2 separate regions of the Homo sapiens genome follow, and region 2 is linked to region 1. A link is a loop called in an ENCODE intact Hi-C map of the cell type or tissue named here. Cell type or tissue: chondrocyte. All regions are shown on one strand. Links, peaks and the distances in the headings refer to the core of each region. The heading gives the core; the rest is flanking DNA.

Region 1 (15,296 bases), core at 2,078-4,577:
TGCACACGTACACACTCAGTGCCTGTCTTGCTCACGCCCAGGGCTCCAGGCCAGTGGGCCTGGCTTTGGTAGGGGTAGGTGCAGATTTGGAGATGGGGTTGGCCCTCCGGAACGGTGGTGGGGGATGGGGCACAAGGCTCCAGGAGAGGCCCCAGCCTCCTGCTCCCAGAGCCCATCTCTGTCTGGGTTTCCAACCACTCCCTTCCCCAGAACTCTACCCCCAAACTCTTCTGGTCCTGGGGCTCTTGTTAATGCACTCATGAAGCAGCCCGCAAAAGGACACCATTTTATGGCAATAAATTTCCCTAAAATAATAATTTTTAGGTTTTTTTCTTGATTTTCTTTCAAAAGACAAATACTTAGGAGTCTCAGAAACAGAATCAAACCTCCCCAAGAAAACTCTCTCTCCCCTTTCTTTCGGAGAAACCAAAGAACAGAAACATTATCTTGCAGGGATATTTTAAAGCCCATGAAGATAGGCGACTTGGGCTGGGCTGAGCTGGGCCGGGCCAGGCCGGGCCGGGCGGTGCTGCCCAGCTCCCGGGCCGTTGGGGGCTGGCTCAGCGAACTCCCGCGCCGCACAAAGCCCGGCCGAGTCTCCTCGCCCGGCATTGTGAGCCTGTATGTTAATTAAATATTAACAAAGGAGGAAGACGAGAACAATGGAGCAAATTTCAGATCTAGCTGAGAAATCTGAATTTCATCAGAAATATGCACGCATAGTTCTGCGGGATGGCGGCCCAAGGGTTGGCTCACTCCTGCTGTGATCTGGGCAAATGACCCCCGCAAAATAGTTGAGGGTTTGGGGGCAGCGGGGATCCGCTGCCAGCTCGGGGTCAAACAGTCCACTTCTAATGGCGGTTCCCAGCCGCAGACCCGCATGGAATGCAGTTGATGATTTCTACAAGGACATGGACTTAGTTTTTTAAAATCGCAGATCTATGAAAAAATATATCCAGCATCTCTGCAGGGCCCCTGCGAATGCTGCCTCTTTCCCATCAGCAGCCCCCAGGAAACCCTGAGAGAAGGTCCTTTCTATTTGGGGATGGCAGGTGCCGGGAGGGACGGCTGCCTCCCTTGTCCTCGCTGTGTGCAGGAAGGGGGCTGAGCCCCACCACTGCGGGCTGGCGCTGGCAAACAAAGTGGAGCCAAGGGGAAAGGGCGCCTTTATTTTCCTCCTTCCCTGTGTGCATCCTCCTGAGTCCCACCGGTCAGCGCAGGCCCGAGGGGCAGAAGGCAGAGCGGCAAAGGGCCTCGCCTTTTCTTCCCCGAGCACAGCCGGGATAACCGGATGGTAGGACAAGTCTGGGGTGGGCTGGGGCATGCGTCCCCGGCCTGGCCTGAGTTGGAAGATCGTAGGGAAGGGGATGAGAGTGTGCACTTCCGGGCCCATCTTCCAGCCACCACGTTCCCACCAAAAAAAACTACAGTGGGGGAGACATGGGCTAGGGGCTGGGAAGAGATGCGCCAAGGCGGGGTGGAAGACAGAGAGGGGAGACAGGGAGAGAGGAAGGAGAGAGAGAGACAGAGAAAGAAAGAAGGTCCCTTCTGCGGTCCTAAGAAGTCTGTACCCCCTAGCGAATCAGTCCTGCCGCTGGACTCCTGGCCGCTGCCCGGGCCGGCGTCAGCTTCACACAATGTCGCGTGAGTCTTTGTGCGTGTGCGCGGGGGAGGTTCGAGATGTTTTCCTCCCGGTAAGTTCCCGCGCCAGCACCGCCCCCCAGCTCCGCGGGCCTCCCCGCGGCGAGCCGGGACGCGTGGTCCCCGCGGGCTCACCTGAAGAAGGCCGGTCCGAGTAGCGCGTACAGTAGACCCACGCCGGCCAGAGCATGGGCTGCGCGCCCAGGTTGGCGCCGGCTTGCGAGCTGTCCGAGTCCGAGCTCACCGACAGGTCGCCGCCGCCCAAGCCGCGGGCCTTGAGCGACCCGTCCAGGGGGCCGCCGGGGTCGCCGCCTTTCTTGGCGCCACCGTGCAGCGAGAGCGTCTTGGAGCCGCCTTCCCCGTCACCCGGAGAGTCGCTGCCGGCGGCTGGGAGCGGCCCGCCCGCGCCGGGCGCACATGGCGGGTTCTGCCGGGGCTCTCGGGAGCCCGAGCCCAAGAGCTGCTCCGAGCCGCCCGCGCCGCCGCCTCCCTCCGCACCGCTCGCGCCGCCTTCGCCGCCGGCTCCGCCGCCCCTTCCTCCTCCCGCGCCCGCACAGCAGGTCCCCGCGTCCTTTCGCCGGCCGAACTCGGGCCGCAGGATGTTGTCGATGAAGAAGTTGGTGATGCGGTGCGGGTGCTGGTGGTTGCCGGGCGCCTGCAGGACCGCGGGCAGCATCAGAGCCCGCCGGCGCCCGGTGTCCGCTTCGCCCGGGCTGCTACCGCCGCCGCCGCCCGAGCCGCCGCCGGGGCTGGATTCCGGCTGCCGCTGTCCCTCCACCGCCGCCGCTGCTTCGCCAGGCTTGGGGTCATTCTCCTCCATGCTGTTCACAGTAAATCCCACACTGGTTCTCCGGGGACGCCCTTCCAAATCAGCCTTCGGCCCTCCCGCGGCGCACACGGAGACCCCCGCGCCCCCACCCCGCCGAGTCTTCCGAGGGCGTGCGCGGCGGCCGCGGCCAGGGCTGAGGTCCTACAAGTCGCCGGCCGCGCTCGGCGCGGAGCCACCTTTGAATCCACGAACTGGGTTAGAAACACCACGAGCCGCCCCGCTCGCCCAGACGATGAGAGATTCAACAGAGCCAAGTCCTCGACTTCGCCGCGCAGCCGGGGTCTAGACAGTCGCAGTGGTCCGGCGGGGACGCGGGCCGCCTCCCGGGCTCCCCGCTCCTCTCCGCGTCCGGCCGCCTCGGGCTCCGGCGCCGCCGCCTGGGCCGCCCGGGGCGAGAGCTGCGCGCATGCAGGCAGCGCGTTCCCCGGCGCTCACGCCCGCCCGGGCCGGCTCCGGCCGCCGCCGCCGCCCGGCCGTCCCCGCCCGCACGCCCTAGCCGGCCCTCGAGGGTGCCGGGCGCCCGCGGTCAGCGCGCCCGCCACCGCCCGCACGCACATGGAGGCCCCCTCCTCGCGGCCGCCGCCCCGCTGCGGGCCGGGGCGCCCCACCGGCGTGCGGCCGCGCCCCCGCCGAGCCCCGCAGAGCTCCGCGGCCCGAGTCGCATGGGTGAGAGACGCGAGGCCAGGGCCCGGCCGGGCCGGGCTGGGCCGCCCGCGCTCCCCGGCCGTCCGCCGCCCTCGCCGCCTCGGCCTCCGCGCGGGCTCGGAAATTTCCAGGCCACTCGGCGCAACCTGAGACACTTTCACTCTGGATTTTTGTTCTTATTTTTAACAGAGCCCCCTCGAGTGACGTCGCAGGCCGGTCTCCTGGACACGTGCCTCGGGCCAATGGCCGCGGCGCCGCGCGCCCACGTGACGCTCCGGCCGCCGCTGGGTGACAGGAGCAGCCCGCCGCCCCTCCTCCCCTTAAAGCGGCCGCGTCCCCCGCTCCGGGTGCGGGAGCCCAGGAACCCGGAGAGACCCCCGACCGCGTCTCCTGCGCTCGCCCGCGCTTTCCCTGTCGCTTCGCGGTTCAGGGGTGTGAGTCACCCGGCGACAGCCCCGCCAGGTCACCCCGGGGCGCGTAGGTGGACACGCACAGGAAGATCGCTATTTTTAAGATTTCCATATTGTTTACCGTGGGGCGAAATCCCACAATTCCTTGCACAAAATGCATAAATAATATTAAATGAGCTGCCGAGATACAAAGGGACTTTTGTGGTCCGCTTTCCTTGCTGATGGAGAGGAATAGTGTCACTCCCATTTGACTCGGTAACCCGGCAGCTTCCTGTCTTAAACGCAGAGCTGGCGCGCAGGACACTCCTCCTGCAGACACTTATTGTAAGTGTGCGTGTGTGTGCGTGTGCAGGGAGGCGCGTGCATACGGCCGCATTCCACCCGGGGACAGCGACCCTCATGAAACATGCTTAGCGATCCGAAAGAGCGGGGGAATGCAGTATGCGGCTCCATTTGCGAAGGGAGAAATCCAGGAGCCTCGGAGGTTCTAAAGGAATCCTTTTTGCCAAGGAGAGGAGGGGTGACTGTTCAGCTAAGACTTCAAAACCAAGTCGCCCGCCCCCCTCTAACTTCTCTACTCTGATTGAGGAGCTCCCAGACCGGTCATCTCGTTTTCTTTGTTTTAAAATCCTTTAAACTAATTTTGCCGGAGAGCAGGGCCCATTTGAAACGAGAATTAGGAATCCAACGGCAAGGGTGGGAGCCCCAGTTGGTTTCTCCCCTCCTCTCTCTTCATCTTTTCTAGACTTTCCTTCCAGCTGTTGTCAGAATGTCCAACTGGAAGTTCTGTTTCCTCTTCTCTTCCCCCTCCTCCCTCGGGCTCCTTCCCATTTGCTCTTGTCTACCCACCAAACACCCGTTGTTACCCCAGGCTCGCCTGTCCATCATTTAAAATGCATTTTTATGGAAATGTGTGAATTCCTGGAAACATCCGATAGGGCAGCTCTGGGGGTGCGGGAGCATTTGCACGCCATGAGTACCCTCAGTGCGGGGGAGGCGGGGAGGCCGCAGCCTGGCACGGACACCCTAGGGCTGATTGGCCCTGGGCAGCTGCACCGTGCTCAGCAACCCAGACCCCCGCAGAGGCAGCCAGCAGGTTGCTGCCAGGCCCTGAGTGAACTTGGGGAGTCTGGCAAGCATCTCCGAGGCAGCGTGGCCTGCCAGGCCACCTGGGGCCTGAAGGTTGCACCCTGGCCTTGCGAAGCTCCTTCCCCAGTGTCCATCCCACGTGCTGTCCTTCCCCTGCAGGCTTCAGAGTGCTGGCTGGGCTGGGATGAGAAACGACAGTTCCCACAGCTGCTCCCAGGAAAATTACCCCCCCACCCAGGACGGGAATGGTGGGGGAGGAGGTGCTGGGCTGGCCTCCTGGCCACTGGACGTGGCTCTGGTCAGAGTGTGCCCTCTGTCCGGTGTGTCTAGGGCAGGGTGGGGAAGCCTCTTCTCGCTGGGGCTGGATTCCTCCACTTTTTCTTCATTGGAGGAGTCCTTACCAAATGTTCTGGCTAGGCACACATCTGCCAGGGGTCCTCCCCGAGTCTCAAAAAATCAAACCCCACAGTCTACCTGCCCCCCGGGAAAATAGGGCTGGTGAGAGTTTGTGGGAAGTCTTATTGACGCTTACTTGGTTTTTTGGGGGGAGAATTTTCTGCAACTCTGGAAACTCTGATGATCACCAGTCAGGAAAGGGAGGGTCCAACGACTCTGGGTCTCCTGAACATGATATTGGGGGGAGGAGGGGCCCTGAGCTCTTTGGTTCCTGCAAAACCATCCCAGGTTAATGGCTCCACCTGTCCCATGAAAGCCAATTAGGCGGCTTCCTGAGAAGTATTTTCTGAATTCTTGGGACTCTTTGCCTCTGACTGCCTCAGTATAAATGGCCCCAAGACGCTGGGCTTCAGCCCTGTGCTTTCCTGCGACCCAGACCCCAATTCGTGGCTGCAACAGAGACTCTGGGAAGCAGAGCGTCACCTCCAGGGCGCCTGGCGGGCCGGTGGGCAGAGACCTGCCCTCGCAGGGTCTGCGGGCTGGGCCCTGGGGTTGGCTGGAGGAAGAGGAATTCGTGGGTCGCTCTCCTGGAAAGGAGGAAGGTGAGAGGTGGAGGGAGGAATAGGAGAAAGAGAAATAAATGAAGAGAGAGATAACTAGAGGGTACCGGGCCCCCCAGAGTGGACCCAAACACGAAACAACTCTGGGAAAGCGGTAAGAGGGGTCACCGTTCAAAGGGCCGGGGAAGCTGGGATGGGGCTGCAGAAAGTTGAGCTGCCCAGGGGCTGGGCGGTGCTGAGTTCTATACACACGGAACTCCGCAAGGTGTTTCAGGAAGCTTCGAGAAGCGCGCATGAGGACCGGCCTCGGCCGCCTGCCCCAGCTGGGACGGCGCCTCGCGCTTTCTGGGGATGCGGGGCAGTGGCGTGTCTCTCCTCTGCGATGCCAGCCCCGGCTGCCGCGCTCCCGCGAGCCCAGAGCCTCCGCTTTCTCCCCCGAACGACCGCCGCCCTCAAGGTCGGCCTTTCTGTGCGGATCAGACGAGCCCTCTCCGGACATTAGTTTCTCCCGGGATGGAAAGTGGGGCACTGACCCGGGAACCCCGTTTTCCCTCTAGCTTCACCCAGGAATCGGAGAGCGCCCGCGACCACCCGCTTGCGGAGGACGGTCCTCCATATTTCTCAGGCTCGCTGCACAAAGAGGGGCCTCGGAGAGGGCGAGCAGGAAAGCAGCTTCCAGACGCCGTGCGCTTCAGGACACGGACGCTAGTTTTGCAAACAAAACCTCAGTGAAGCGCCCCGGAGACACCGGGCGCCCGGATGCCGAGCCAGGCTCCCGTTTTTATCTGAAAACGAGGCCAGAGAAGGGTGACTTTTCCGGCCCCTCTGCGTCCCCTCCACTCGCCTCGCTTCTCTAGCTTGACGTGGTGACACTTGGAAAAATGGACTCAATGAAAGCCGTTCGCTCGCGGCGGTCTCGTTACTCGCGGGGCAGAGACGCCCAACAATCCCTGAGAGCGAGATCTCCACCTCAGCCAAAGCAGGCCTGGCCAGCCCTGCGCCCTCGGCTGGGAGCCGAGCCCCGCAGCCAAGCCCCAGGCGCCGGGCGGGGAATTGGGGCCGATAGGAGAGCAACACCTTCCCCGGGGCGAGCAGAGAGCCACCGTCGGCTCCTGGGGCTGACGTTCCGACCCGGCCTGTAGACAAAGGCCGAAACGAAGGGGCGCGGGGAGCAGGGGTGGGGCGGGCGGGGCCAACGGGCGGACATTGCGTGTCTGCGCTCTCCTCTGGGCGAAGGAGGACCGGCCTACAGGCCCACCGGGCGAGCTCGGGGACGGGGTCTGGGAGGCTGGGTCTAGGGTCTGAGACTTCTTCAGAATAACCCCCGGAAGGAGGGGGTTAAATGCGGCAGCGGCGGGCCTGAAAAGGGCCAGGAGCGTCGTAGGAACTGGGGTGCACAGGCCCTCGCGTGCCCAGCGCTTCGCCTTTCCCCGCCCCAGGCCTGCCAGGGGCGCGCGTGGCGCGGGCAGAGCCTGGTGGGTGGGTTGGCGCGGACAGAAGCTCTGCCGGGGAGCGGGGAGGGGGGGGCAGTCGCATTGCACGTCCTGGTTCTGCCCCGATCGCTGGAGAAGCGCCTGTGCTGAGCCCAAGCTCCCTAGGTGTTGGGGAAGCAGAGTGGGCCAGGAGCCGACTGGGGACCGCCCTTCTGTCCTGACTTGATACTTAGCCCAGGCTCGCCCGGGGAGGGGGGCGGCTGGGGGCAGGTGGGCAGATCTCCAGAGCTGGCGTGTAAAGATGCAGAAACTGTCCCTCACCTGGTTTCTCTGGAAAGCAGCTGCTTCTGAAGGAGAATCTGAAGGATGGCTCTACTTGTGCTAGTAACCCCCACACCTAAACCAGGTCCTCTGTGCCCGCTCCCCCTTCCGGCTCTCCAGCGCCAGGGGAGCCTTATTCTGGGTGACCTGCCTTCCCAAGAATCGCCTTTCCTTGGCAGCTCCCTGCCTGCTCTCTTGTCCTGTTTTACTGCTGTTCTTATTCCTATAAAATTTGGACTCCTGTGGAAGGTGGGCCCACTTCCACTCAAGGCCCACCCCTGAGACTCCCCAGACAGACCTGCACTCTGGAGTCTCCCGGGAGCCCTGGGAGGGGCAGGTTTGGGAGCACAGACTGTTTCACCACCTAATGCCTGGACTCTTATGAAAATGCCCCCTCAAAATCACAGCAACCCAGAAGAAAGTGGCACCTCTCAAATAATCCAGTCAAATAAGTAAAATTAGTTTGGCAAAGGAATTTGAAGAATGGCACCCAAGGCTTGAGCTGGCTAAGCCTACCAAAACAGGAAGGAAAACACAGAAAAGGATAATGAGCCTTGAAGTACACTAGCCACCTTCTCCAGCCTTGCGACCATTCACAGATGGAAGAAATTCTAGTATGTATCCACTGCCTTCCTTTTGACCTTTGGAAAGAAAACAAGATGTTCAAAAGGAACCCCTGAAACACCAGCCCCACCTCACAGAGGCTGACATTTTCTTTTCTTCTATTCTTTCCCCAAAGGCTACAAGTAATCACAGAGAGGCTAGTGTAGCTTAAACTCTTATACAGTGACTTCCCAGCATTTTTGGAAATAGGATTTGCGTAGCTAGAGGTTTACAGAATTTTAGGCAAGTACAATCTAGATTTAACTCAAACCATCTGGATCCAGCCCAGCCAAACTACCTACAGCTTGTTAGATGATAACTCATTAGTCTAGGTTTCACGTGAGGAAGAAAATATCTAAACAACCACTCCCGCTCTTAAATATCACAACTGAATCATGCTTAACCAGGAGAACTCAATTAGTTTATATACTGGCTAAGCTGGGGGAAATATATTTTTAAAAACATATGTTTAAGTTAAAGTCATGAACTGATTTCTTTTTTCATTCATCAAATATAAATAAAGATATATAGTTTTATATAAAAAGGCAACTAAATTGCGAATTAAATTCAAACATTTCCTCTACTTAGTTAAATGATTGATCAGTTCCTCTGAGTTCAACAAAGTTGGCCGTTTCTTTAGCACGAGCATCTTTAATTGACATACATGCTTACATGTATGGTATGGGGGGATCCCTGTACCCAATCAATCCCTGTGTTGAGTATAGAAGCTTGTGTGAAGCGTGGCGACCTTTTACAAGCACAAAGCCTCAGTAGTGACCTTCGTGGACTCACACGCGGAGGGGCACTGTGTCATCTCTGCATCATGGACTCCTGCCTCTAGCCTTGTCCAAGGCCCAAACCACCTTTCCGGGGGATGCCGTCCAGTCTCACTCCCACCAGGGATGGGGACCTGCTGTCCACCTTTGGACGCACTCCCATCCTTTCCCTCTCATCCCAGCACTTCTGGTTCCACTTAAAGAAAAGCTCAGTAGAACAAGATTTCTCAGTTAGGGCACATTATAGAAGTGCTCTGTTTCTCCTCTAAAAAACTCCTCTTTTCCTCTCGGAAACTCACTCAAATATTCCAGCCCTCTCCAGAAAGGCTGTGCTATAGTTTATGTTATGGAGTTGCAGGGTTTTGTGTGTCTCACATCAGTTAATCCCCTAAGACACAACAGCCTCTGTGATGACGGCAAAGTTGAGCAACTCGACACCATTTGGAGCATTAACACAGGCTGGGAGGAAGAAACGGGATACGCGCGAAGATTTCCCACGTTTGGAGCGAATGCCCTAGAATTCCTCGGGATTTACACCTCCCCGTCTACCAGGAAGGAGAAATGCGAGCTGTTCTCATTCACTGCCTGCTTTTAGTTCTCTGTTCGCACTGCCAGGGCTAATTTTGGCCGCGGCGCAACATTTGGGTTACAGATGTTAGGGGGCCGCGCCTAGGGGGAAGCGGGACTCTGAGCTCTGCCAGCCCCGGCCAGAAAGTTTGGTACTAAGGCGCTGGGCACGCTCCCAGGACAAAGTGCGGGTTCCCCAAAAGAGGAAGGTCGGGCGGCACTTAGGGTTTTCTGTCTTGTTTGCAGACACAAGTTCATCTGCACCTCGTGCAAAGCAGCCCTGAAAGCTCAGGCTTGAAGACAAAATGTGGAGCCCAGGCTCCTTCGATTGAAAACCTCTCTACGAGGACACTCTCCGCAGTGGGCGGCCAGAAAGGATTTCGGATCAAGATCCGCAGAGTGGTGAGCATCTCCCAGGGTCCGGGGCTGAACTGACTGCAGGCTGGTAGCCCTTCGGCCCGGAGGAGAATCTCCTTTCTGCAGAAACTACCCCTGGAAAACAAAACCGAGCGAAAAGAAGGGCAATGCGGGTCTGCGCGGAAGGGAGCTCCCTTCCCGGGGAAGGAGGCGCCTCGCGGTGGCACACTCGCCGGCGGGATGTAGGTAGGGGCAGACTAGGGTGAGAAGGGGGACTTGCGGAACACGGGTCTCCCGCGGGTCCGAGGGACAGGGTGCAGGCGCATTCCAGGCACCTAGGGCAGTCCAGTCTGCTCTGCGGAGCGGGAGCCGGCCCCAGGCTCTCCACATCTCCCAGGAATCCAGAAGCTCGACTGCGGGACAGTTGTGTCGATGGGGACCCCCCCAGCTGGATTTTCATTCCACTTGCTCCCTTGATCGAGTGCTCACGCCCGGCAGGAGCTGGCTGTGCGCCGCCCCGGGTGGGTGGAGGTGCGTGGGGCTCGGGCCTTGGCTCGCTTGGGTGTGTCCCAGTCTTTTTCCTCCAGAATTAAAGGCCTCTGCAGGGCGCAGAGCCCCTCTCCCCCTCTCCTAACTCTCCTCCCCACCTCGCCGCGGCCTAAGCTAAGATGAGGTGAGCTTCCAGGGCTGTGTCCCTAGGAGGCCCCGAGCACTTTTCCTCCGAGGGTCGAAGAAATCAGGTCCCCTCTCTTTCCCCAGCGCCCTCTGAGGAAGCCGCGAACCTCTGAGCGAGCGTGGTTTTACTGGGGATTCCTAGCGACCTGCCCTGTGCCCAGCGACGCCCCAAGGGGAGAGGAGCTCTGTGGAGGGGCGGTGTGGGGGTGGGTGTCTACACTACATCCTCTGGCTCGGAGCAGGACCCGGTGATGCGCCCTGGCCGAGCTCCTGTCTCCTAGGAATGCGGGTGCCTCGGGCCCTGTCGGGACCCTTGGTTCGACCGGAGGGCCCGGGAGTGGGAGCCTGGATCCAACAGGCACCCGGATCCAGGAGTCAGACTCCTTGGTTCCGAACGTTTCTTCCGGAGCGAAAGCTTGCTCCCCCTTCCCCCAAGTCCCTCGCGGGCTGGGAGGTGAAGGGAGCGACAGAAGCCGGGCCTCCTCCGCAGCGCCCAACGCCCCGGGCTCTCCGGGTCCCGGGACGTGGCTCGGGTGCGTGGAGGGACGGCTGGGGGCGCAGATTTGTGAATGAACCTCGGAGCTCTTTGCAGCTCACAGATCAGAGGCTGCGATCGCCCCACCGACGTGGTCCAATGAGCCGCCGCAATAAGCTCTGAGCGACGAAACGGAGGCACGGCCTGGACTCTGCGGCACCGCGCTGCGCAGGGCCGGACGGGGGAGGGGCTGAGCCACTGCAGCAACTTCAAAGCCTGTGTCGGGGCTCAGCAATGGGTGGGCTCTCCCCGGGCCGCACGGTTCTCAAGGGCCTCCCCCGACCCCCACCGCCACCCCGTCGGAACGCCCAGAGGCGTTCCCAGCCCAAGTGATGGAGACTCTGACTCCCAGTTGTCTCCGCGCCCTCCGCTTGCGCGTCCTTGGCGTCTCCCCCGGGACCCGGGGGGCGATCACATTCTGAGACCTAATCCGGTTACTTCCGGGCGTGGGTCTCCACCGCCTCCCGGGCTGGCTGGACTCGCTTCCTAAGTAGCTGTCTCATTCACCATTCGCCGCCAGCTCCCCTTTCAAAATTCAAGTCTTCGGCTGCCTCCCTGTCGCTCTCCGCTCTCCGCTCTCCGCTCTCCGTGCGAGGGGAGGGGAGGGGGAGGAAGGAGCGGACACCCATGTGTGCCCGGGAGGGGCCCGCACCGCCTCCCCGCTCCCTCAGCAGAGGCCCTGGGCCCCCTCTTCAGAGGGAAATCGGTGAGCAGACACTAAGTGACGCGAGCCCCGGCCCCTTCCCCGCCGGGGGATCTCCGTGCGTTCCAGAAGCGCACCTGGAAGCAATTCTCCTCGCGTAACCGTCGCCTCCTAAGCATCTCCAGCATCTTCACATCTCCTAAACATCTGCACAATTCTGCGCTGTTTTCTGGAGGACCTCGGAGACGGGGAGGGGACGATGGGGTGCCGTGGGGGCAGGGAAGGAGAGAGGTCAGGGGTTACGCAGGATTACGGCTCGGCTCGGTGACCCTTCTCATCCTCCGTGGCCCAGGGAGGGGATCTGTAGCGAGGGCTCCAGACCTCTTTTGCAAAACCGAACTCTGGGGGAGGGCTTGCGTCCCATGAAGCACGGGGAAGGTCTAAATGACGAACACCCACGAGCGGCCGGGAGCGGAAGATGGCAGGATCGACGGGCCCGGGAGGGAAGATGGGCGTGCGTCTCCAGTGACCATGGCACGAGGCGGCGTCCTGCTCCGCACCACGCTACAACCCAACCAGGCCTCCGCCCCTCCGCGCTTGAACAGGGCGGGTCCACCCGGGCGGCGAGCTCGAGCTCAGCGCAGCCTCAGCCCGGCGCCTCCCTCCCGCTTGCTGGGGAAGAGGTGGGAAACCCTCTCCGCCGCGCCCTGGCTCCCACCGCAGGCCTCCGAGAATAAACTCTCTCAGGGAGACTGAACTGTCCCCACCCTCTGTCCCAGCCTCAAGAGGGACTTCCTGAAAATATGGCAGCCAAGAATAGGGTGAAAATGTAAGCCTGAGGTTTCCTTCTCCACCTCCCCCTGCTCCCTGCTCCTTCACCTCCACACTTCCCACCAGCCCAGAGGGGTCCAGCTGTAACCACCACCACCGCCACCTCTACGGTGCTGACGACTGTCACCATTTCCTTCCAGTTCCAGCTGCCTCCTGGATGCCTCCACTGGAAGGCTGACGAGCACCTTCAATTTCACGTGTTCACTTCAGAGCACCCCCGATCCCGCTACCCCTGCTGCCCTGATCTGCGCCTTCCCAGTTTCTCCCAGTCACCCAGCTGGCCACCCCCCAGGAGACATCCCTGATCCCTCATTTTCTCTCTAGAGCCACCTCCTGTCCCTTAGCAAGGCCTGCTGGCTCTGCCTCCACGTCTTTTCCACAGCTCCCCCATACTCCTGCGTCCTCCACCAGCCCCCAAGCCCTTTCCCCCTCCACCTGCAGGGTTGCATGGCCTCCTAACCAGCTCTCCACCTCACACATGTGCCCTGTGGTCCACCGCTCTCCCTACAACAGAGTAAGCTTCAGCTCAGACCTACCCTTGGTCAAAACCAGTGGTTTCCATGTGCATGAGAATTAGACACATCCTTACAATGTCCTTCAAGGCACAATGAAATCCACCAGCCACCTCCCTCACCTGAGGTTCTAAGTCTAGTTTTGCCAGTTCTTGAGCCTCCAAGCCATGGCCACCTCAGGGGAGCTCTTTTCCTTTGGTCCTGACTCTTTGTTCATCTGGTACATTCTTTCTCCATATCTTTGGGCACAGACTGTTCCCCAGAGAAGGGTCACATGATCTAAAATGACTCCCTAATCCAGGTGTGTTCCCCACAGCACTTATGGCTACTTGCAGTTGTAAAGGTGTTGGTGCGTTTATTATTGGTCTCTCATCTAGAACATACCTTCCAGAGGGCAGGGCCTCGTCTTCCTGGCTGTACCCCCAGTCCTGCTAAAGGGACTGGCACACAGTAACATGAAGCCAGTGCTCCCAGACTTTTTGGTCACAGGACTGCTTTATGCTCTTAGAAATTTACTGAGCCCCCCAAAGAGCTTTTGTATATAGCAACGGATAGATTTAGATGTCTATCCGGTGATTTGCGCAGTATGATGAAATGGTAATGTTTTAAATATATTGATTAATTGATTCATTTACAATGACAATAAAAACCCACTTCATGTTTACTTAACATATTTTAATGAACACTTATTCTATTCCCCCAAACAAAAAAAAATTAGTCTGGAGAGTGGTGTACATGTTTGCACCCCTCTTTAATATCTGGCTTAATAGAAGATAGTTGGATTCTCATTTTTGTTTGTGCAATCCATTATTTTGGTTCAAGTATATGAAGAAAATGCAACCTGTCACAGATATGCAGTTGAAAACTGGAGGAGTATTTTATTAGCCTTGGCAGATAATTGTGAACATTTTTCCTTGATATTACCCCCAAATTCAACAAATGGTGGTTTCTTAAAGGTTGGTTGCAATGTGGAATCTGAAACCATGTCAATGAACATTTCATACTCTATTACATTAAAATCCATTTATCTGTCTTGCACTTTGAATGGCTCTTTTGCCCACAAAATATTTCCTTCCTTCCTTCCTTCCTCCTCCCTCCCTCCCTCCCTCCCTCCCTCCCTCCCTCCCTCCCTCCTTCCCCTTTTCCTTCCCCTTCCCCTTCCCTTCCCTTCCCTTTCTTTTTGACAGAGTCTCTCTCTGTCACCCAGGCTAGAGTGCAGTGATACAATCTCTGCTCACTGCAACCTTGCTTCCTGGGTTCAAGTGATTCTCCTGCCTCAGCCTCCCCAGAAGCTGGGATTACAGGTGCATGCCACCACACCCAGTTAATTTTTTGTATTTTTAGTAGAGATGGGGTTTCACCATGTTGGCCAGGCTGGTTTCAAACTCCTGACCTCAAGTAACCCACCTGCCTCAGCCTGCAAAATATTTCATGCCACTGTATATTGGTCATTTGGAAAATATTGGTTCACTGAGTTATGCAGGTCTTCCAAATGTCGAACTATTTCCTTAAACAGTATCACAAAATCACATTTGTTAATATCACCACTAATCTTATTGGAAAACTCTTTAAATTTGGGAGGTTGTCTGACTCATGATGTTGGATACAAGTTTTCAAGAATTTTAATTTTCACTTAAAAACTCACATTTTACCTTTAGTGGTAAATACTACTTTCCTCAACACGACAGGGTAGTTTCATTTATTTTTGCAAAGGTGTCTGTCAAAGACCTAAGTCTCAATAACCATGATTTGTCTGTTGGGTGCCGTTCCATGTAAAATGAGGCTCCATGAAAAAGCGGGCTCAGTCAGCTCATGGCTGTAGCCCGCCCGTCCTTTTCCTCGATGGCCGCTGTTCTTCTGTATGACAGCTCCCCCTTTCTTCACCCAGAATATTGAAAAGACATGTGCTCCAGAGCTGAGCTTTAATAAAACTATTTTTTTTTCACTGTTTCTTCAAGAACATTCTTAAGTAAAACCTGCATTTGAAAAAAAAAAAAAAACCTGTGAGTGTGTGGCTGTGAAGAGCACAATGTCTGCTACCAATGGCCAATAACAACCTTTAATGGCCTTCATCCATGTGGAGCTGGACTCACTGGTTTAACGGCCTTCATCCATGTGGAGCTGGACTCACTGGTTTAACGGCCTTCATCCATGTGGAGCTGGGCTCACTGGTTTAACGGCCTTCATCCCTGTGGAGCTGGGCTCACTGGTTCAACGGCCTTCATCCACGTGGAGCTGGGCTCACTGGTTTAACGGCCTTCATCCCTGTGGAGCTGGACTCACTGGTTCAACGGCCTTCATCCATGTGGAGCTGGACTCACTGGTTTAATGGACTTCATCCATGTGGAGCTGGACTCACTGGTTTAACGGCCTTCATCCATGTGGAGTTGGACTCAGTGGTTTAACGGCCTTCATCCATGTGGAGCTAGACTCACTTTTTTTTTTTTTTTTTGCACATCAATGCTGATGTCTA
Region 2 (15,296 bases), core at 7,053-9,552, 310 kb before region 1:
TACATTCTCAGCAATATGGCTTGCAATATGGCTTTCTGGACTTTGAAATTCCGCCTGTATTTCTTGACAGAGACCTGTTTTCTCTCCCAATCTGCCAGACTCATATTTCAGCATGCACCCCTTTTGTGTATTAGCCTGTGAATGATACTCAGTCACTGAAACAATAGAGCAACTTCCAAAGAGAAAATCCTATCTGTTCTGTTCCCAGGTAAGGGGCTGTGTGGAGTGAGTGTCACTTGTCCATCCCAGCCTAACCCTAACCCTAACCTAACCCGAACCTAAACCCTAACCCTAACCTAGGTTAGAGCTGCTGCAGCCGTGCCTCCGGGGTTCTCTCCGTTCTTCCGGCAACAGCACCAGCATGCTCAGTGCTCCAGGATCCTGGGGGGTTTAAACAACACTCAAAAGTGACTGAAACAGTTTCACACAACAGCTGCCAATACTGCAGCAGAGCTTACTGTGAGAACTACAATAATGGACCTTCTCTAAACTTATCTTGTCTAAAAATATAAAAATTCCTTCATTAAGAATGGATAAGGAAAATTTCATATATCATAAAACAATGATCAACATTCTGCAATTCACAGATAGAATCTGGATTTTGGAAGTACTATACTCAAGTGAGGGCCTGTCTCCACAAAAAAAAATCAAAAATTAGCCAGGCCCAGTGGTGTACACCTCTAGTCCTAGGTACTCAGAAGGCTGAGGCGGAAGGATCCCTTGAGCCCAGCAGGTGGAGGTTGCAGTGAATCATGATCACAGGATCATACCACTGCACTCCAGCCTGGGTGACAGAGCGAGACTCTGTCTCCCAAAAATAAAAAATAAAATAAAATAAGAAAAAAGAAAATATCATGCAGTTCTTTTGGGAAATAACATTTCTAGATATATGTGGTGACTTTATTTCCTTTGGGCAATTTCACAATGTGAAATGAGGGTATCAGGCTGCCAATCATACAATATTTGGTATCAGGTTTTACTTGTAATCTACGTAGCTTAAAAACCTCGATTTGATTGAGAAGCTATCCGTGAAGAAAGCATTAACTTCCAGTGAGATTCTTCAATCAGAGGAATGCCTTGGTTTTCAGTCACTCAACATAATGAACAAGCGTGCTGCCCTAAAATTTGCTTCCTGTCTACCCTCTCTCCTTACATTTTTGTACCTTCTTTCAGAAATAAACCCTGTTTTCTAGATACAAAATTGTAGAAATTGTCAATATTCAACCATTTTTGACCTACCAAAATGACAAGTATTCGTGATTTATTAGGAGCAGAGGAAAAGAAACTTTCCAGTGAAAGCTTAAAGACATGGTCGCCAGCTTCCACTGTGAAAATATACACGTCTACACACCTGAGCAACACGCTATCATAGAGTTAAAACTTTTCTTCACCCAGAACAAACCACAAGTTAGAATTTGTCTCAAGTCTACATACTGACCTATGTAAGGACCTCCTTCTTCACCCCCAGCCCCCACATAACGTACTGGCAGGGAGAGGGGAAAGCCTGGCACACCAGCTCTCACCCTGATTGGCTTTTCATTTTTCAGAGACATCTTCAGACAACTTCTGAGGAAATCTCACTGGGCTACTAAATAAGTAGCAAATGCAAGTTAAAAGAATACACTTCAGCTGGCAGCTTCACACATGTGTACCCAGCAATCCCATCCAGAACCGTAAGATCGAATCAACAACCATGCCACCTGGCAGCGAAAAGCTTCCATGTTGTTCAGAACCCGCCTCTTTTCCCCATGAAAAGTTCTTCCTCTTTTGAGGAAGAGTCTGTGCATGTGTGTACATGTCTGTGCATGGCTGTGGTTGTGTGTGTGCATGCATGTATAAAGATAACTAAAATGTTACAGGATTACAACTGATTCTGCAATCCTAAACACCAAGCTCTTTTTCTCCCTCTGGCCAACAATTCTAGCACCTTAAGGAATCACTTAAAGGAAAAAAAAAAAAAAAAAAAGGTATCAGCTGCTTTTAAACACAAGTCAAACTGCTTAAAATAGGCCCAATTTATAAATCATGAGAGATGTAAATTCTTGAGCCCCACCCTAGAGCAGAGTCTGACACTAGAGCGGGTGGGGGAGGCACTCCCTGGCAGGAAGGGCCGAGAGCCCCTGCAGAGCCTCAGTGAGCCTGCTAAGCATTTCTGTATGGAACGGTGTGCAGGACTGGCCCATGGGGCTCCCCTCTACACACAGGTCATTGTGTGACCAACCTCCTGTTGGAAATAGGGCGCCTGAAGCCTGCACACGATTCCAGCGGTGGGCTGAGTGGTAAAGAAAGGTTCACAACAGTGCTCTGGGCAACTCCAGCCCGCACCGAGTTTTCTGCCCCATTTCAAGTTTTCATCTATTATCATAACATGCTGGGTCTTCCTGGACACCAATTCTGGCACTTCCCCTGAATTTCAACGTTTGGGCTCTCCTGCACATCCCGGGCGCGTTGCTCCTTTTGCTCTGGTTTAATTTTAAAACGTCTCCTGACCTCTCCTTTTCCCTTTTCACTCCTGGTTGTCCCATCTTCCCTGTCTTACGCATGCTTCTCCTCTAAAGCACAGACAAGCTCTGTGTTCTCACACAGGTCTCTTCAATCCTCCTCCTCCTTTTGGAATGATTAACAACCGTGTTCTCAGAACCCTGTGGGAGAGCCTCCAGTTAACTAGCTTTTCCGTTGTGGCTTCCCATCATGTGCCCACACACATCTGTTCTTTAAGCCTGTGACGTGGGCTTTTCTGGAATCCGTGTCTGACACTGCTTAGTGTTTTCTTTCTCAATTGTCCAAACTTCAAAACAACTCAGCTGCTCACTCAAGATTCCAACATTTTCTACTTCACCAACCAGGCCTTCCTGCAGTCAGAACCAGACGTAAAGGGGCTGTCTTCTCGGTGATCCACTTTATCTTAGAAGCAGAAGCAGAATCAGTCAGTCAGACGCCGAGATGATCCCACCTTCCACCGAGTTCACAGGGCCTCCATGGTGGGCTGAGATCCGCTCTGCAAAGGGCAGATTCTTCTCTGAGCGGTACTCTCTACATTTCCATGCCTACCCCCAAATCAGCAGCGTCAGGGAGAGGCTTCTGCACTGCATCTCCGAGGGCTCTCCTCAGCAGCCTCTGGGGGACGGCAGCCCCCCTGGCCTTGGGAGCAAAGCTGACTCGGGAGAAGTCGGTCACTAGGGCCCAGCCAGGGAGGCTGTGCGCCCACTCCCCTTCTTCCCGCTGCTTTAATGTGCTTTCCCGCAAGAAACACAGATGACGGTTTCTTGCTTCTTTCAGTTCCTTCCAGATGACACCCAGGAAGAACGAAAGAGTTCCTATGTGGTTTATGAGTAGACAGAAAAAAAAAATATCTAGTCTTCGAAGAATCAAGTTCTTGTCAAGTTACAATTTCTGAAACATGGTTACAGTTCGAAACTTTTTGGAAGACCATCTTCTGGTTATGACATTTCTACGAAATCTTCTCATTCTTCCTCACTGAGTCTATAGATAAATGTCTTTGAAATGGACTTTCTGGAGAGGCTTATTAATGTAGTTTAAGGAAGTAAAACACTAATCTGAGAACAAAACTGGCTACCACATCACTGCTACACTGAGAAAAGTTCTCAAATTCCATGGGTTTAAAAAGTATAGTTAACATGCAGTGACAGCCGGGTGCGGTGGCTCACACCTGTAATCCCAGCACTTTGGGAGGCTGAGGCGGGCGGATCACGAGGTCAGGAGATCAAGACCATCCTGGCTAACACAGTGAAACCTCGTCTCTACTAAAAATACAAAAAATTAGCCAGGCGTGGCACGCGTCTGTAGTCCCAGCTACTCGCGAGGCTGAGGCAGGAGAATCGCTTGAACCCGGGAGGCGGAGGTTGCGGTGAGCCCAGATCGCACCACTGCATTCCAGCCTGGGCGACAGAGCGAGACTCCGTCTCCAAAAACAAAAACAAAAAATAACATGCAGTTACTAGAATCTTCTAAAATTAAAAGGCCCAAAGGAATGAATATAGGTCCTCCTGGTGTAGACACCACCTGGCATTACACCAGTGAACACTAGGTGGTGCCATATCCCAAAGAGACAGAGACTCGACACTATTCCAAAACATTTAGGATAAAAAATATTTGTGGCTCACGCCTGTAATCCCAGCACTCGAAGGAAATGGAAGCAAATGGAAGGAAAAAGAGACCATTTAAGAGGTCTATACAAACCCACGGTACAAAATGCAAAATTCAATTTAAAAGACAAGACAGAAATTAGCTGGTTTGGCAATGACTCCAAGCATATTCTCACAATGTAGGCTCTGAGCCTCACTCAATGCTGTGAGAAGCAAACAGTACTTGCTGTTCAGGTATGGATCTTGACAACTCGATCACACTCAAAAATATTCAAGAAAATGATCAAGACTACACAGGATGAAGCAAAGTCCACAAAAGTAGCAGGTGACATATGAAAACAACAGTGCAACCCTTCTGCCCACAGGGAAGTGCAGATCGCCCCAAAGACAGGAGGACCAGCAGGACACTGGGCCACACACGTGAGGCCTCGCCAAGCGCACCCATCTGTGGCTCACAACAGACTAGGCTCAGGGTTTTTTCATCTGGACTCACTGCTACACAGTTACTGGACCAGAATTCTCCATCACCATTTATTTTGAGAATCTCAGATTAGGATAACCACATTTTAATCCATCTAAAATGCTCTAGTGTCTACCGTGTTCCTGCAAATTAATCCAGATTATGATCAATTGTTTTGAAATATCCTTAAACATACACTGTACGCTTCTAATAGCTGATGAAGTATTCCTAACTGCACCACTAGGGAGCCCGCTCTATCACAAACAGAAGCCAAGGCTTTGGGTTAACTTTCCATTACTACACACCAATAAAAATGAAACCTATCTCCCCAGGAAGCCAGTAATGAAGATGGCAGCAATTAAACCCAAGTAACATGTATGTTTCTGGAAGAGTTTTCATCTATTCATTTTTAGGAACTGTCAACAGCAGATGGAGATCTAAAACATGTACATTAATTACCCGTATCAACCCTAGTGTTAACATGTTTCCAAATCCACCCATGAAGCTAGAGGCTGTAAGAGATTCTTGAAAGAAAGCACTTTGGACTCCTCAGAACTCTGACATGTACTCTGTGCATCCAAAAATGTCTTATTTCCAAAGTGCTCTGCCCCCAGACACACCAGATCCCACCACGGGACGCACGGTGCGTGGCAATGGCAACAATGGGCACCACAGGTGGCACCTGACGGGGAGGCCAGAAATCGGACTGAACAAGCAGGTAGCTTCTTCGCTGGGTCAGCCTACAGAGACCAGGAGTTTCCGTGGAAAACCCTGTTTCCAGTGGACCTGGAACTGTGTTCCTTTTCATGCATCTCATTTGCAGCCAGCTCAGCAGGCATGTTTCAGCATTAGAGTTAGCCAGCTTTAAATTAAGAGATGAAGATACAATCCAAGATACTGTCATATTTGTAAAATCTAAACCAAGTCACAGCTATTTAGCACATGAAGCTATTTCTGGAAAGCAAGGAAAAGAAGGCTAAATACTTTAAAATGTAATGTTATTACAAATAAAACAAGTCATTTGATAGAACAAAAAATTTTGTATGTATGTGTGCAAGTGTGAACCTTCTATGACAATTAAAAGGATCTCAAAGGATAATCTGTTCAGCTGGGGTATTTATTTCTTAAAATTTATAACTAAGAATCTGAAAATTTCAAAATAAACGTTTGAGGCAAATGTTCTGATACTAAGTATGCACAACAGGTTATTTGTCTTACTTCCCAAGTATTATTTTAATATGAAGTAGCCAACACAAAGGGCACTGTGTTTTAAATCAAGAAATGATTTTGTCTTGGGACACAACTACCCGTGGCACAGATGCCACCCCCAGGCGGCTACCTGAATGGGTCCCACTGACATCAGCAGGCTCTTCAGCTGGGCATCCGTGGTGGACGAGGACAGCCCCTCCACAGACACCACGCAGGGCTGGGGCTTGCACTCCACCACCCGCAGGTTCTGCTTGTTTGGCATCAGGCGCCCCCGGCCCATGGGACCGGCCACTCCTCTGCCTCGTCCGTGCATGATGGCCTGGTGACAACAAAGGAAATACATTCAGAGTTTCAAGCCTGAGCTTCTTCGATAGTCACTAAGATATAAAAGTGAACAAATAACTTAGAATCCATTAAAATATACCATGAGCTACAGGATTTTCTGTAGTTTTCTATCCACTATCAGAGAATGTTTTAATAGCTAAATGAGACAACTATATCCAGCAAGTTTAAGTGTAGGCGGAGGAAGAGGAGGGAGCTGACGAAGCCTGCACCTCTCCAGGGGCCACACGCTTGTGCTCGGTGGGCACTCTGTGTCATCATCATTCTGTGTAGATCAGGCACCCGTCAGGGCTGAGAAACTTGCTGCAAATGACAGTTCAGAATTTGGATCCTGTCCTGAGAGTCCCAGAGCCCCCATTTCTCCTAGTGTAGTATAGGCTGGTTTAAGCAGGACCTGCTGTGCACAGTGCTAAGTCCACCTTACAGTCACAACAAGCCACAGCATCATGTACCTGACTCCGCTGGCAGAGACTACATTTGCTACCCTGAAACCCTCCCAGGCAGATTCTGCAACCAGAAATTCAGCCGTGGCTGCACATTTCCATCGTCTGCAAGCTTTTCAAAAGAAACAAAACACAATTGTGACTGAGGACCCAGGCACTCCCCAAGTATGATTCTGCTGGTCTAAGGCGGGCCTAAGCATTATTATTTTTAAAAGCTGCCAAGGGTTCAAAACTACTGCTCAAGGAACTTTTAAAGAAGAGGAAACTGCTGAACTTTCCCACACTTTCTCCAGATTAGAAAGTCAGAGAGAACATATGTGCCCAATGTAGCCTAGGACAGCGGTGAAGCGCAGAAGGCAGGGTGGTGATGGACGGCACTAGGTTTCCAGATGGCCTACCCGAATCCTGTTGGGGAGTTCGGGCAGAATGCAAAAGTGGCCTCCCAGTCCATCACAGAGAAAGGCAGAAAGTTAGGTGGAAACTGGAATAGAACCTCAGGACTTGAGTGTGCACGCACACAAAAGGAAACGAAGAGAAAACCTCCACATTTCTTAGTACTCTGAAGAAGGCAGCAAAACTATGCCTGTGAATTAAGTTTTAAAACAGTTGCAAGGGGTTATTTCAAGAGAAACCACACTGGAAAATGCACATGAGAAGTTGCAAGTTACAGTTACCCTGGCTGGAAATCAGTAGTAACTAACTAGTCTTCTGTTCTAACTAGAGTAAGTTATGATATTAACAATAATATCTCTAACAAATGCCTACTTATATACACCAGGCACCAGGTTTTTTTAAATGCATCTTCTTATAAGATGCTCAGAATTGCTTAAGTAAGATAGGAAACATCATGACCCTCAGTCACAGGAGCATTTACATTTAAGTTGAAGAAACTCAAGTGTGCTGTGCGTGTGCGCGTTATGGAGGGTGTTTCTAAGGCCTTTCTCATCATATATTCAGGGATGGCACCTGAAGGAAGAAAATTCAGACCACAGCGATCTTTAAAGAAATCCATCACTTTAACACTGGCGTTATCACTGAATCTGTCTACACATCTGTTTTCTAGTACAAAATGGAATTTTGTTTGCTCTCATATCATGAAGTGTTTATGAGATAAGACGAAGTAACTTAAGTACTTCAAAAGGAGCCAGAATAGTCTTAATAGTGACACTACTTCTAAAGTGACGAGATGACGAGGGAGAATGAGCGGGCAGACTTGCCGTTCTCCAGAGCGCAAAGCAGGGCTGCGCCCAGGTCTCCCTCTGCATAGCTCCACCCAACAGGTGCTACTGGCTTCTGCACCAAGAGGGCACTTCACTCTCAAGACTCTGGGGAGCCAGAAAGATGCCTCACTAGAAGCTGAGGGGAAGGGCGCTCTGTCACTTGCGTACGTGACAGGATGTGCTCCCAGTGCACAGACGGCCACTCCAACAGAAAGGGGGATGGGGAGCACCCTTGCTTCCTGCCTCACAGCCTGAGCTCAGAGAAGCTCCTTCCAATCCCCAGGGTTAAGGGAAGGATTAAGCAGCTGGGAACTGTGGCCTAGAGCAAGTTACTTCATTTCTAAAGACCTCAGTTTCCCCTGTCTCAACTGGGGCCATGAGCATGCACTTGATTTCACATTTGTAAAATTTCTGGTGAGTCAGTGAACACAGGAAGGAAAGCATGCTGACACGCAGCAGCAGGCGCTGTCCCGAGAGCACAGCAGATGCTGCTGGGTCGACAGTTCAGAGCGGCAGGAAGCAATCGCACTCCTGGCTGGCTGCGGGTGCTCTTCTGGGTTTGCTCTGTGAAATAAGTCAGGAGAGGAAAAGGCTTTGGTGAAAATGTTAACGCGTTTTCAAAGCCAGAACAAAGGAAATGATGGTTCACTTATGAATGTGAGTACTACTGTGTGCCATGCGCTACAAATTAGAGCACGTCTGAACACTGCCTCACACCGGCCTTCGCGTTTCCAGGGCTGCGTGCGAGGCAACAAGCAGTACCTTCTTCGCCGGGTGAATTCCTTGGATGCTTTTGATCCCTGGAGGGACAGGCGAGTGTGCGTGGGGCCCCGCTGGCAGATGTGGGGGCTGCTGGAGGCCCCCCCTGGTCAGCGTCACCTTGCGGGCAGGCTGTGGTCCCACTTCCGGAGGCTGGGGAAGCCGCTGGGGCTGGCCTTCTGGGTGAAAAAAGCCATCGCTCTCTCCTCCCTGCTGAAACCAAGAAGGCAGCACGTTGTTCAGTGTCTGCTCCACCAAAAGCTCCTCCCCAGCATTAGGAAGCCCACCTCAGCCAGTGTTCACCCACAAAGCAAAACCATTTCAAACAAGTGTGACTCGAAACTTGTCATTTCACTAGAGCCAGTAAGGACATTTCTCATTGGAGAGTGGTCAGGTTCTAACAATATGTTTGAAATTTCAAACACTAAGATGCCCTTTAATTACTATATTCATATAAGAGATCTGCGATTAAAATAAATGTTGTCGAATTCCGTGAAATACTGGTTATTTTCAAAATACTTCATATCCAACACGCATTTTCACTTTCAGCATGCATTATTCACTTTCAAGAGCATTCTTGTTAAAATGTACAGTTTGCATGAGCAGTGGTTTTAAACTCTTAACTCCTATTCCAACCTACCCTAAGAAGGCAATGAGCCCAACTCCTGCTGGTTGCGACTGTAAGTCTTCCAAACCCATCACGGCGCCTTCCACCCCCTGTGGATACGTGAACTTCAAATACTCTGACCTCTCCAATGCAGTGCTCTGAAGCGCCGAAGAGCATCACAAAATACTGGCTAGAAACTTCCCTTCCTTCTGCTGAGTTACAAGTGCCATTAGCAACTACAGAGTACGTGGATTTCCAAGAAGCGCATTTACTCTACGAAGAACCTTAGAAATATCAGGAATCTTATCTTTTGTGTTTTATTAACAGTCTGTTCATCGATCAGGAGGCACGTACACCTTGGAACTGCACCACCAATGTTGTTCATACGTCCAGGCAGCATAAACATGTCTTAGGGTGGTGCCTATCAGCTGCTTTCAGTACTGAGTAGTCTTTTTCCCAAAGAACAGCTGAAGGCTGGGAAAGAACAGCAAGGACGGCAGACACCGCCCTGATGAATTATGTCAGGATGGATGCTTGGACTTGAAAAGGAAGACGGAGGCTTTTATTAGCACGAGGCCCACTCTCAACATCGACAGGGAGGGAGTGTCAGTCACGGGATAGTAAACCCTCCCCACAGGGTGCTTAGCTGTGCCAGTGTCTCCAGGGGCAACCTGGTCAACCAGCTCAGAAGCAGCCCACATATCCTTGTGTCCCGCTCTTCCTACCAAACGTTATCTTGTGGAGACCAAACGGAACAAAGGGCTCTGCAAAAAGAAGGAACATGGGATTGGGGCAAGATGGATGTAGCTTGTTTCTGCTAAGACTGTACAAAGAAACAGGGACTCAAGAAAAGATGAGATGAAAAATGTCACACAGGAATACGTGGCATGAAAATGTCTGCAAATCTTCTCTCTCCAAAACAAGTGTAAGCTGGACAAAATTTTCCAAAACAACATTTGAGGACTCTGGAAATCAAAGAAAATGAAAAGAATGGAGAAGCACTTATTCCTGAGCTGTGAGGACAGTGCAGTGTGTGGCAGCTCCATCAGCACAGAGCCGAAACTCAGTAAGGCCTGAAGTTCCCCAGCAGCACTGGCCATACAGCACCCTCAGAGGGAAAGGCACAGGGAAGCCCATGGGTCTGTGGGCCTCTGGTCATGGTTCAGTTTGGAACAGGCAGCACACCAGCCAGAAATCTGAGAAACCTAATGAGGAAATTCCAGAACGGAAAGTGCTAGAGAAGGCCTAGATGGGCTCTCCCCACATGGCTGCCTGGGAAGCCCCAACCCACACACAGATAACTGGCCATGGGGGGCCATGCAGGGTCCAGAGACCTGAGCACAAGCTCATCCCAGGCGCTGGCTGGCCACTAAGCTACGCAGCAGTCGGGTCAACCCCTAGGAAGCTAGGCTGAGAAATAAAAATAATACAAACACTGAACAAAAAATATTTAAACTGAATGGAAACAAAAATACAACACATCAAAATTCAGGGGCTGCAACTTAAGCAATGACATCAAAAAGGAAAAACATCTAAAATCAGTCATTTGAGTTTCTACCTCAAGAAGCTAGTCCCCCGTCCTCAAAAAAGGAAATCAAACCCAAGTAGAAGGAAGGAAAATGATAAAGATGACAGCGAAAAGCAACGGCATGGTAAACAGAAAAAAGACAATCTGTGAAACCAAAAGTTGGTATTTTGAGATCAGCAAAAAATTGATGCTCCTTTAAGGATACTGACCAAGAAAAAAGGAAAGAAGATGAATTACCAAAATAAGGAAACAAAGAGGGATCACCGCAATGGACCCTAAGAAATTTAAAAAACATTACAAGCAACTTTACATCAACACACTAGACAATTTACATGAAATGAGCAAATTCAACGAGACACAAGTACCAAAACTGACCGAAAGAGAAAATACGAATAGAACTCTAAGAAGTAAAGACAATGAATTAAAAACCATTCACAAAGAAAAACAAAGACCCAAATAGCTTCACCAGTAAGTTTTACCAAATATTTAAGGAAGAAAGACTACCAAGCTTACGCAATCTCTTTCAGAAAACAGAAAAGGCAGAAGCACTTCCCCACTCATTCTTTGGGCCTGGTATTACCCTAATACAAGGCCAAAGGCATCAAAAGAGAAGACAACTGCAAAAGAATATTCCTCATAAACATACATGAAAAAAAATCCCCAACAGAATATTAGCAGACTAAATCTAGCAACACGGAAAAGGGATCACACCTCATGACCAGGTAAGATTCATCCCAGAAGCGCAGGGCTGGTTTAACACCCCCCCGGTTAACCAAGGGAACACACTACACAAAGGAAAGGACCGTGTGTATATCTGCTATCGTCCAGCCAGGGCTGCGGGTGACTGAGCCAGATGGGTTCTCCCACCTAACGCTCTATGACTCTACCATTTGAATTATCATCGCCTGAAACGTGCGATCTTACTGGGAGTCGCTCCTGTCTTACAGGGGCTACCCCCAACCCCCACATGAAAATGGAAGCACTGTGAAAAGGCAGACCGCTCGCAAAATCCAAAGTCAGGCTGGTAGTTTGTGCCTCTTAAATCTTCTCCACAAGGTCTTCTACCCAAGGTGTGAGTAGGTATCCCACCAGGCAGGGAGGGCCTATACTGAGTACACAATTTTTCAGTCTGTATCTTAAAAAACTATGTGAATTCTCTCTAGTTTTATACATGCTTGAAATTTTCTATACTAAAAAGTTTTAAAATTTAAAAATATATACCACATACCCTCATCTTTCATGAGAACCAGTGACCATTAATTTATCCAAAATCCTATTGCAATGTTGTTGCCTGACAGTACAATCTTAGTATGAGATTCATAAATTCACTATGCACGTGTTCAGCTGTACTGCCACTGAAAACATTCCTCCTCTTTACAAGCGCGAACACTTCACACCAACCTCCAGGTCCCATGAGGGCCCATGTTAGGTGGAGGGGACATCAGACCACTCAGTTCTCCACACAACTCAGCAACCCAACAGTCTTACTGACTGTGATTCTCCAACTTCTACCCTTTCCACTAACGTGGGCAAATGCATGGACTGTGGAAGGTTTGCTCTCTAAGAAGGACTTCCATCGTATGAACTTAAGCAATCTAAATCAGCTCCCTGGTAGCTTAACCAACTAGGTCTCCAAGGATGCCGACCACAACATTTGCTGTCTTGTAAGTGCTTGAGAGAAGCCAGTGGTTTAGACCCCAGTGAATCTCTTGTTCAGCTTACCAAAATGTCTCATGCACACAGAAGGCACTGAAATATTTAGTGAATAGATCAGTAAATAGTTGCCTGTACTTTTTAAAGTTAAGTAGTTCTGAATGTGCTAAGAGAGATTATAGCATCAGAATACTAGGTTACAGCCACTGTCAATCAGTACACACCTATTTACTACACCACTAAGATAATAAAAGGCCAACTTTCAGCCCAGCAACATGAAGTGTCACGTGGCAGAAAGAGAGGCGACAGTACCTTTGGCCTGGAGGGAACGATGTTCACAGAACATGACGGACAGCAAGACGAATGCTCTGGCCGGTTTCCCTGGCAATCCAAAGCTTGAAACAAGATGGTCTAGAGAGGAAACTTTAACAACAATAGGTGGCACCAAAAGGAGGATGTTATTATTTGCATGTTGTAAGGTATACAATGTGTATGTGTACTTGGGTGATAAACACATAACACTGTAGTAATTTGATAATTTTTAAACTGTGCTTTGGGAGGCCGAGGCGGGTGGATCACGAGGTCAGGAGATCGAGACCATCCTGGCTAACACGGTGAAACCCCGTCTCTACTAAAAATACAAAAAAAATTAGCCGGGCGCGGTGGCGGGCGCCTGTAGTCCCAGCTACTCAGGAGGCTGAGGCAGGAGAATGGCGTGAACCCGGGAGGCGGAGCTTGCAGTGAGCCGAGATCGCACCACTGCACTCCAGCCTGGGAGACAGAGCGAGACTCCATCTCAAAAAAAAAAAAAAAAAAAAGAACATAAACATTGAGTCAATAAATACCCCGAATAAGAAAAAGTTCTCTTCATCATTATTTTGGGTAAGAGACTGGTGAAAATTTATGTCTGGTGACATTAACGTCAGATAAGAACTCTGAAAAATAAATTTCTAAACTTTTATTTTCCATTGAAGGAAAGTTTATTTTTTAAGTAGGCTTGATCTCTATTTAAAGTTCAGAAATACAGGTATTACAAAAAGCCTTTCTCTTCCTCATCTGTTTCAAAAAAACTAAAATTTCCTTATGCAGATCTTGTAACATAAAGAAAGGGTCCTGATGTGATGGTGTCATACCTCGTTGACGACTTTCTAAGAAATGGCCTGAAAAGACAGGAATAAGGCCTGTGATGAGACAGTCCCTGCAGACAGAGACCTCACCTCCTAGTGCCACCTCTGCTCATTCCGTGGGGCCGGGTGGGCCTTCCTGGGCCTGCCGCTGCACCCCTCCCTGCTTGGGAAGCTCTTGGGCCCAGACTGACAGACTCTTCGGTCCCAGTGGCAGGTTGGGATGCAGCTACTTGGTTTTTCTTCCCAGTGGGTCTGGCTCTCGGTGGTCTCTTGCTTCCTGGAGGCATGTGCACCACAGTGTCCTCAGGGCAGGCAGACACCAGAAGACACAGAAAGTGGGGTGCTTCAGAGTCTTGTGATGCCGACTACCCAACTTTCAAGGAAAGACTCTTCCTACAAACCTGCTCAGCAGAAAGAAGCCCTGCCTGGGTAAGCTCTGGAGCTGCTTATATCCAAGACAAGTTTTTGTACCTTATACAGCAGGGGTCCCCAACCCTCACTACCAGTCTGTGGCCTGTTAGGAACTGAGCTGCATGCACCGCAGGAGGTGAGCAGCAGGCAGGCAAGCATTACTGCCTAAGCTCCGCCTCCTGTCGGATCAGCAGCGGCATTCTCACGGGAGCATGAATCCTACTGTGAACTGCCCACGCGAGGGATCTAGGTTGCCAGCTCCTTATAAGACTCTAATGTCTGATGATCTGAGGTGCAACAATTTCATCCTGAAACCATTCCCCACCGCCAACCCCAGTCCACGGAAAAACTGTCTTCCAAGAAACCAGTCCCTGGTGCCAGTAAGGTTGGGGACCCTGTTATATAGCAACAAATGATATCATAAAACTTTATAATGGAAATTTTCAAGGCACTCCTGGGATCTTAATCATCAAGAGTTTTGGTATTATTCAATATATTCACTTAGTACTGGCAGTGAAATAATCCATAGCTCATATCTGTTGAATGTCTACAACAGGACAAGAAAGGTACTAGGGTCCGTACAGACATTGTTTTCCTTCAGTCCTCCTGATGGAGTTTTGGTATTTTGTCCCTCCCCAAATCTTCTGTTGAAATGTATCCCCAGTGCTGGAGGTGGGGCTTAGTGGGAGGTGTTTGGATCATGGGGCGGATGACTGTGAATGGCTTAGGCCATCCCCTTGGTGATAAGCAAGCTCTGAGTTCACAAAAGATCTGGCCATTCAGAGTGCATGGCACATGCCCCGCCCCCCACCCCACACCACCATGCTCCTGCTTTTGCCATGAAATGCGCCTGCTCCCCACTCTGCATTCCACCATGATTGGAAGCTTCCTGAGGCCTCCCTAGAAGCCAAGTAGATGCCGGCACCATGCTTCCTGTAAAGCCTGCAGAACCCTGGGCCAATTAAACCTCTTCTCTTCATAAATTATCCAGTCTCAGGTATTTCTTTATAGCAGTGCAAGAACTGCCTAATACACCTCCCTAAGAGGTAAGTAGTAGTATCCTCATTGTGCCCATTAAACAAACTTCAGTCACACAATAAGCGCTGGAACATCTTTGTGGCTCCAAAACCAGGGGAGGAGTTTACACTAACATATTTTGAAACTATTTTCAGACAGAGTTGAAACAAACGGGATCAACAATTAAATCACTTTAAATGAAGGGCTACTATAATGCTGTGCTTCTGAATTTTTCTGAAGATCATGCTAAGCAATGAAGGCTTGAACATAAGTAAAAGGTTGTTTCATTTTGTAAGAAAAAAATGAATTTTTTTTTCTAATTAAAAGAACAATTATTCCCTTTTGACTTAGCATGAGGAAAAGCTAATTCTACAGAACAGTTTCAAGTTCCCGGGTTTTACTCCAGTTCACACT

The links. A loop is a pair of places that touch in the nucleus more often than their neighbours do. Peaks named below come from ENCODE experiments on the same cell type or tissue, not always from the same donor. Only the 100,000 strongest peaks of a DNase experiment are listed, where the experiment ranks them.
Region 2: a loop joins it to region 1, with 2.3 times the contacts of the local background. A loop is called at or near these places in 3 of 110 quality-filtered maps.

The regions. Positions count from the first base shown.
Region 1 is chr7:155,445,543-155,460,838 of GRCh38, reverse strand. It overlaps EN2 (engrailed homeobox 2), which reads right to left and starts at 2,710. Exons shown (of 2, transcript NM_001427.4): 1 at 1,777-2,710. The coding sequence starts at 2,461. It overlaps EN2-DT (EN2 divergent transcript), which reads left to right and starts at 3,721. Exons shown (of 3, transcript NR_186580.1): 1 at 3,721-3,849; 2 at 9,517-9,672. RefSeq lists enhancers at 3,057-4,048, 5,972-6,497, 6,498-7,023. In chondrocyte, for the core only: no CTCF peak of the experiment used is centred there; no DNase peak of the experiment used is centred there.
Region 2 is chr7:155,757,265-155,772,560 of GRCh38, reverse strand. RBM33 (RNA binding motif protein 33) reads right to left here. Exons shown (of 18, transcript NM_053043.3): 15 at 8,543-8,749; 16 at 5,906-6,094. Among named protein-coding and RNA genes, the nearest start is that of SHH, 48 kb to the left of the region's middle. RefSeq lists a silencer at 3,946-4,139 and enhancers at 8,503-8,662, 13,852-14,146. In chondrocyte, for the core only: a CTCF peak has its summit at 8,521; no DNase peak of the experiment used is centred there.